2 separate regions of the Homo sapiens genome follow, and region 2 is linked to region 1. A link is an interaction called in ENCODE POLR2A ChIA-PET data of the cell type or tissue named here. Cell type or tissue: PC-9. All regions are shown on one strand. Each heading gives the region's core, and the rest is flanking DNA. Links, peaks and the distances in the headings are about the cores only. Region 1 has its middle 2.6 kb from the start of LINC01335. Region 2 has its middle 94 kb from the start of LINC01335.

Region 1 (2,920 bases), core at 155-2,654:
CATTTAAGATAATTGCATTTATTTTGGAAAGGAGCTTTCTTGGTCACATAAAGAAATTCCAGGAAGAGTCCTTCCTTGTGCTTAAGAGACAAGACAAAGGTAGAGGAACCTTCATTCTTAGGCAGCTTCTAGGGCTCCTCAGCACATCACAGCAACAGTCTTTGGGGCATCACTTTCTGGGCCCCAACATTCTCAAAGGCAAAGATTCTGTTTTATTCATCTCTACACATCTTCCTCTCTTCCCCTTTTACTAAGTCATGGCAGATATAGCCTGCTATGAAGTTGGCACCATTAGAGAAGGTATGGTTGCTTAGCTGTATCTGTGCCTAAAGTGAACATGTGTACTCTTAGTCACACCCAGTTTCTACTTCCACTTCTTGTGGAAACAGTCCCCATCTTCATTTAGAAATCCATTCATCTCCTATTTTCAGTCTACATGGTTCCAGGGAGATGACCATAACACAAGCTCATTGTGACATGTGATTCAGACCACCCAACATGATTATTACATTTTTCAATAACTGGCTTAGAAAGGACATTTAACCCAACAGGGACAATGAGATACCTTAGAGTTTTCTTCTGAGGTGTTTGTGAGGGAAAGAGTCACTCTTATTGCTTGCTGGATTTGAAACTAAGAACTATCTTGCTGTCACATGGAGTTGACACTTTTAAGCTTACAAAAAAAAAATGACCAAGTCAAAATATGATGATAATAACAGTTGTGATTAACTAACCTAAGCCCCCAAATCTATCATTCTGAAGCCCTGAATACCTTTCATTAATACATTCCCTTTTCTGCTTAAGCCTTTTTGAGTTTCCTGTCACTTATTACTGACACAGACTCCCTGAGACAAAGCTTTATAAGGACCTTCTTTGACTCCTATCAACTGCAAAAACAATATCTAATAAAAAACATAAGAAATGGCTGTGTGGGTGATATTTATGCTGGTGTTAGGAAAGCTCATACCCCGGCAGTAGAAAACATAGCAATTCAAAAGCACATGTTCTGGGAAGTGACTGCTAGCTGGGTCTGTTTTTTGCTTTACATCATTGCTCTCTTCTGTGAGTACTAATAATTGAGACTAGGTCATATACTTTATAAGTGCTTCAACAGCAGTGCAATTGGTCCAGGAAGGGAAGTTTGGCAGCTGAGTCACCTGTCAGGATAGTGTGTTGCAGGAAATCTCCAAATCAAGGAGAGACGCCTTCCCAAGGAGAGGTGGAGCTGGACCGGGCAGCTGTGGGAAAAGTTGGTTTCTAGCCACAGGCTTTTTCTGTAGGTAAATCAAACCAGCCTAGTTTTCCAATCTAGGCACAGAGCAGGCACTCCAGTCTCAGACACTTTGATCCTTTCCATAGAGGACAAAGAGGTAATGGGGAGAGGCCATAGCCTACTCATTCAAGAAGGTAGTTCTCAGGATGAAAGTTCATCACAAATGTCTGTCCTCTCTGGATTTTGGCAGCTTTGTTGCCTGACTTGAATAATGGATCGTGTCAGAACGTTACCTAGAGGAATATGCCCACTGCTTAGCGAGTATCTTTGACATTATTGACCTTGAGTAACTTGAGGAAACAGTAGAGTCTATGATTTGCTTCATCTGAGGTTGATATTTTTTCCAACTACAAATAGTAGCTTCCCGCTTCCCCAGGATCAGACTCAGAGGGTGCCTTAAACGTCAATGCTGAACTACTCATTTCAGCTCCAGGAAAATAAGTCTGTTGTGTCTCAAAAGAATTGTTCTCTGAGGCAAAACAATCTTTTGCTGCAACGCCCCCACAAAAGCCTGCATGAAAGGGTCACACAAGTATGTACAAAGGAAAGATCAGTGAAGATTTCCTTTCTTCTCCCTCCGTTTTTTTTCCTTTTAGCGCTGAGCTATGAACATGCTTAAAAGTCCGAGTGATGAGATCAATTCTGAATGGTCCTTGTTCTTCAGGATAAGTTCAAAGGTATCAAAAGTCAGCCTTTAAGGCTGAAGGAAAAATGCTTTCTACTTTGCCGCCAAAAGAGTTTGAAGTCTGGGGGCTTCATAGAAATTCCAAGGTGAGAACCAGAAGGGAAGTCATAGACTGTTCCCTGACATTGGAGGATATGGCTTTTTTTTTTTTTTTTTTTTTTTTTTTGTAGGGAAATCAAATCCACACAGCTGTGCCTTTGGAACAATTAGACACACCTAGAAGATCACACCAGGATGTTAAGAAAATGAGACAAACAGTGAGCATTCTGACATCATATACACTGATTGGCTTTTTAAACTCTGGGGCCTTTTCACACAGATTTTACCCAGATAAAAATGCAAGCATCTGAACCATATGCTTAAGTGTTTTCTCTGTACCGCTGGCTGGAGCAGCTGGCAAAACATGATCTAGGACTGCTAAAACTGTTCTGACAAAAGCACTTTAGTGGGGTCTGCAGGACAGGGTCTGAAAGATGTCAGAATTTTTAAAAGGTACTAATTGCTCAAAGGATGAAGCAATCCCTCTGAAAACTAACCCAGCATTTTAATAGAACCCAGAACAATACTGAGAATCTCAGAGGGAAAATCTGCTTGTTTTCTAACTCCTGCTGATAAAGAGGAAAAGCATAACCACTAAGCACAGGGCAATGTGGAAGAATGTATTGGCTTTTCAGGCACCTATGAATCCTTCAAGAACTGTACCCAAAACTTTAGCAATTGAGCAAGAAACAAAAGAGCAGAAGCCTATTACCAAATCACTGTTGGAAAGAAGGCTATTTGGCCTCTGCAAACCTCTGATGTCTGTCAGTTCAATCCTTCCAACAGCTCTTGCAGAGGTCCGCCAGGAAGACAGTGAGGGGACTGTGGCCAAGGGATGTGGAAGAATGTCCTGTCCTCAACAGGCAGGCCCATTAACCCTCCAGGGAGAGCTCAAAACCCACAACAGATCTCTGACCCAGTTA
Region 2 (2,920 bases), core at 248-2,747, 97 kb before region 1:
AGCTCTGCTCCTGTAGGGGTCGCCCAACACCCCTCTGCCTTTGGATCATCTTCTAGTGTGGTCTCACCAGCTCCACTAGCCTGAGACAGGACCAGAGTCTCACAGGAGCCACCTTCGGTGGTGGAGCTCTGAAAATACGTGTCTATCAGGACCCTACTTCTGAAGATTGTGATTCAGCTGGCCTGGGATGGGGCTCCACATATGTTTATCTGTACCTGTATGTGCCATCTATATCTATATCCAATGTATAGCTATATCAAATGGATGCCTATAGCTATAGCTTTATTTTTTAAACCCTTCAGATGATTCTAATGCATATGACTGAAAATCCCTTCTATGAGAAGTGTGGAGAGCTGGGATCATGTCACATTTACTCTTGTACCCACATCAGGTCCTGGCACTTGGTAGGTGCTCAGTTTACATGTCGTGAATGAAGTAATTACTCACATTGAAACATGGGAATAGCCCACCCAGGACCTAAGGTCCTGCCTCTGCACTACCCAAGTTAACCTATCAGGACTTGGTGATGTGCAAGGCTCTGGGAAGAATGCAAATTAATGAAAAAGCTTGGTTCCAGTTTTCAAGGAGGAAATCACCTTTTTGGAGTGAGGGGCAGGCACACATGTAATGGGAAAGGTTCAGTCCAACAGAGTATAAAGCAATCATCAAAAGGCAGGATTCCTGGAATAAAAGTGTGAGCTGGAAGAGCAGAGTCTGCGGAATTATTAAAAAATTGTTCTCTAAGTTTTAGGGCCTGTGTGCCCAGGAAGATGAAAATTATTGAGTAGGGTTTAAAGAGAGAATGATCTTGAATTCTAGGCAACAGCAATCTGTTGGAGGAAGATAAGGGGGCCAGTGGGGCAGGTAGATTGAGGAAGGGAAGGGGGATCAGGAGACGGCGTCAGAGACAGAAGGTTGCAGGTTGCTGGATTGGATTTTTAGGCCAATATACTGACTTTGTTTTTTCACTCTGAGTGACTTGGGGAGTCAGCAGATGATTCCGAACAGAGAAGTGACATGCTCTGGCTTCAGTAGGGTAGGGAGAAGGGAGATCAGTTAGGAAATTCTGTGTAATAACCCAGGTGAGAGATAGCAATGGCTCAGATCAGGGTAGTAACTCTGGAAATGGTTAGAATAAAAGGCCATCCCCATTGTGCCATAAATAACAAATAGCAAGTGCTTATATGGAGCCTACTGTGAACAAGACTTGTGCTAACAAATTCAGCCCTCACATCAACCCCATGAGGTGGGTACTAGTATTGCCATTCGCATTTTACAAATAAAGAGAATGAGGTTCACAAATATTAAGTAGCTTGTCCAAGGTCACATGGCTGGAAAGCAGCAGTTTCAGGATTTACCTCCAGAAAACCTGACTCCATTCATGATTTATGCCATTTGTCATTTCCGCTGCCTCTCCTGGCAGTGCCAGATTTGGACAAGACCATCTAATCTATGTCCTGGGCTCCCTCCATGTCTTTTTTAGCCAGTACAAAGCCTGGGTTTCAACCCAAGAGGACAAGTATATGAAGAGAAAGTACGCTGGGTGAAGGCAATTTGTGGCAGGTACACAGTTCTACAATGAGGTAGAACTGGTTCCCCAGCCCTAATGACTCCATAAGCAACTAATGAGTTACACAAACACAGACTCTGTCAAGTGATGCCTGTGAGATTTGCACTCTCTCTCTCTCTCTCTCACACACACACACACACACATTCATACACACATACACATTCACACTCGCCTGCTGCACATTAGAATTTCCTTTGTCACCCACTTTTACCAATGGACCTGCCATTGGAGAATTTTTTTTTCTTAGAGCAAGGATCTGTGGTTGGTTTGCAGCTGTCAAAGGGTCAGGTTTTTTGGCAAGCATTGAATAGATGGCACACTCTGGGATCCTGGCATTATCGAGTGCTGGGCCACACAATTGTTCTCTCCTGAGGGGTGTGTGTGAGTGTGTGTGTGTGTGCACGCGAGAGACTGTGTGTGTGTGTTTGTAGGGGGAGACGGTTGTGGGCAGCAGGGGCTATGCCACCAGAAGAGTAACACATAAGGAAATGAATCCACACATATCAAAGACAAGAAATATGAGTACACTATTTAGGAAAACAGTCATTCTGAAGTGGGAGTAGAGATCATGTTGCTCTTTCATGTGAAGCCAAAAAGAACTTAAGACTGTGTTGATTGTGCCTGAAAAACAGCCACAGTCACACGGGACTCAGGTAAGTGTGAACACAGCAGCAGGAAATGCTGTATTTCTGGCCTCAGAACCCCATTTACACCCATATAATAGGCCTGGAACCTCAGCTAGAATCTGCCTCTCCTTGGGAAGCTACCACCTCCATAGATCCCCACTGAGCCCACTCAAAGCCTGATGAATCCTATTGGGCAACTCACTTAAAAAGATCCAAAGGCTTCCTTAAATAACCCCATTTGCCTCAAGAGAACCGGAAGATGGTCCTTCTTGACCATCTGCCGTGGCACAGAAATGCTGGGGCATTGGGGAATGATCTCAGAAACACTAGTGATTCAGGGAAAGGACAAGAATGAGAGACACACACAATGAAGACCACATGAGCATGGAAACACCTCCCAAAATGTGACTTTTACTTCCAACCCAGGCGTCCCAGTCAGATACTGCATGTTTTTAATGTTTCACTTAAAGCAAGAGGTAAGGAAGGAGTTCTAGGAATGGGACGCTTGGATTGCTAGTGAAGAGGGAAGTTGTAAAGAAGATACTGACCTCTAAGTGTTTGCAATCTTCTCCAACCCTGCCTGGCTACACTCTAAAAGGAAGATACCCAGGGATCTTCCCAGCAACTGTTCTGCCTGGGAGTGTTACAGAGCTGATGGGGTTAAAATGGCCACAGTGAAGCCAAACTGGAGAAGAATGAGAGCTGGCAGATTCCCATTGATTGG

What was found. Peaks named below come from ENCODE experiments on the same cell type or tissue, not always from the same donor. Only the 100,000 strongest peaks of a DNase experiment are listed, where the experiment ranks them.
Region 2: POLR2A ChIA-PET joins it to region 1 with 5 read pairs; 1 of 35 experiments calls an interaction of 5 or more read pairs at or near these places.

What each region holds. Positions count from the first base shown.
Region 1 is chr5:74,309,424-74,312,343 of GRCh38, forward strand. No RefSeq gene overlaps it. Among named protein-coding and RNA genes, the nearest start is that of LINC01335, 2.6 kb to the left of the region's middle. In PC-9, for the core only: no CTCF peak of the experiment used is centred there; a DNase peak (open chromatin) is centred at 1,158; H3K27ac peaks cover 1,449 bases.
Region 2 is chr5:74,212,499-74,215,418 of GRCh38, forward strand. No RefSeq gene overlaps it. Among named protein-coding and RNA genes, the nearest start is that of LINC01335, 94 kb to the right of the region's middle. In PC-9, for the core only: no CTCF peak of the experiment used is centred there; a DNase peak (open chromatin) is centred at 1,623; H3K27ac peaks cover 882 bases.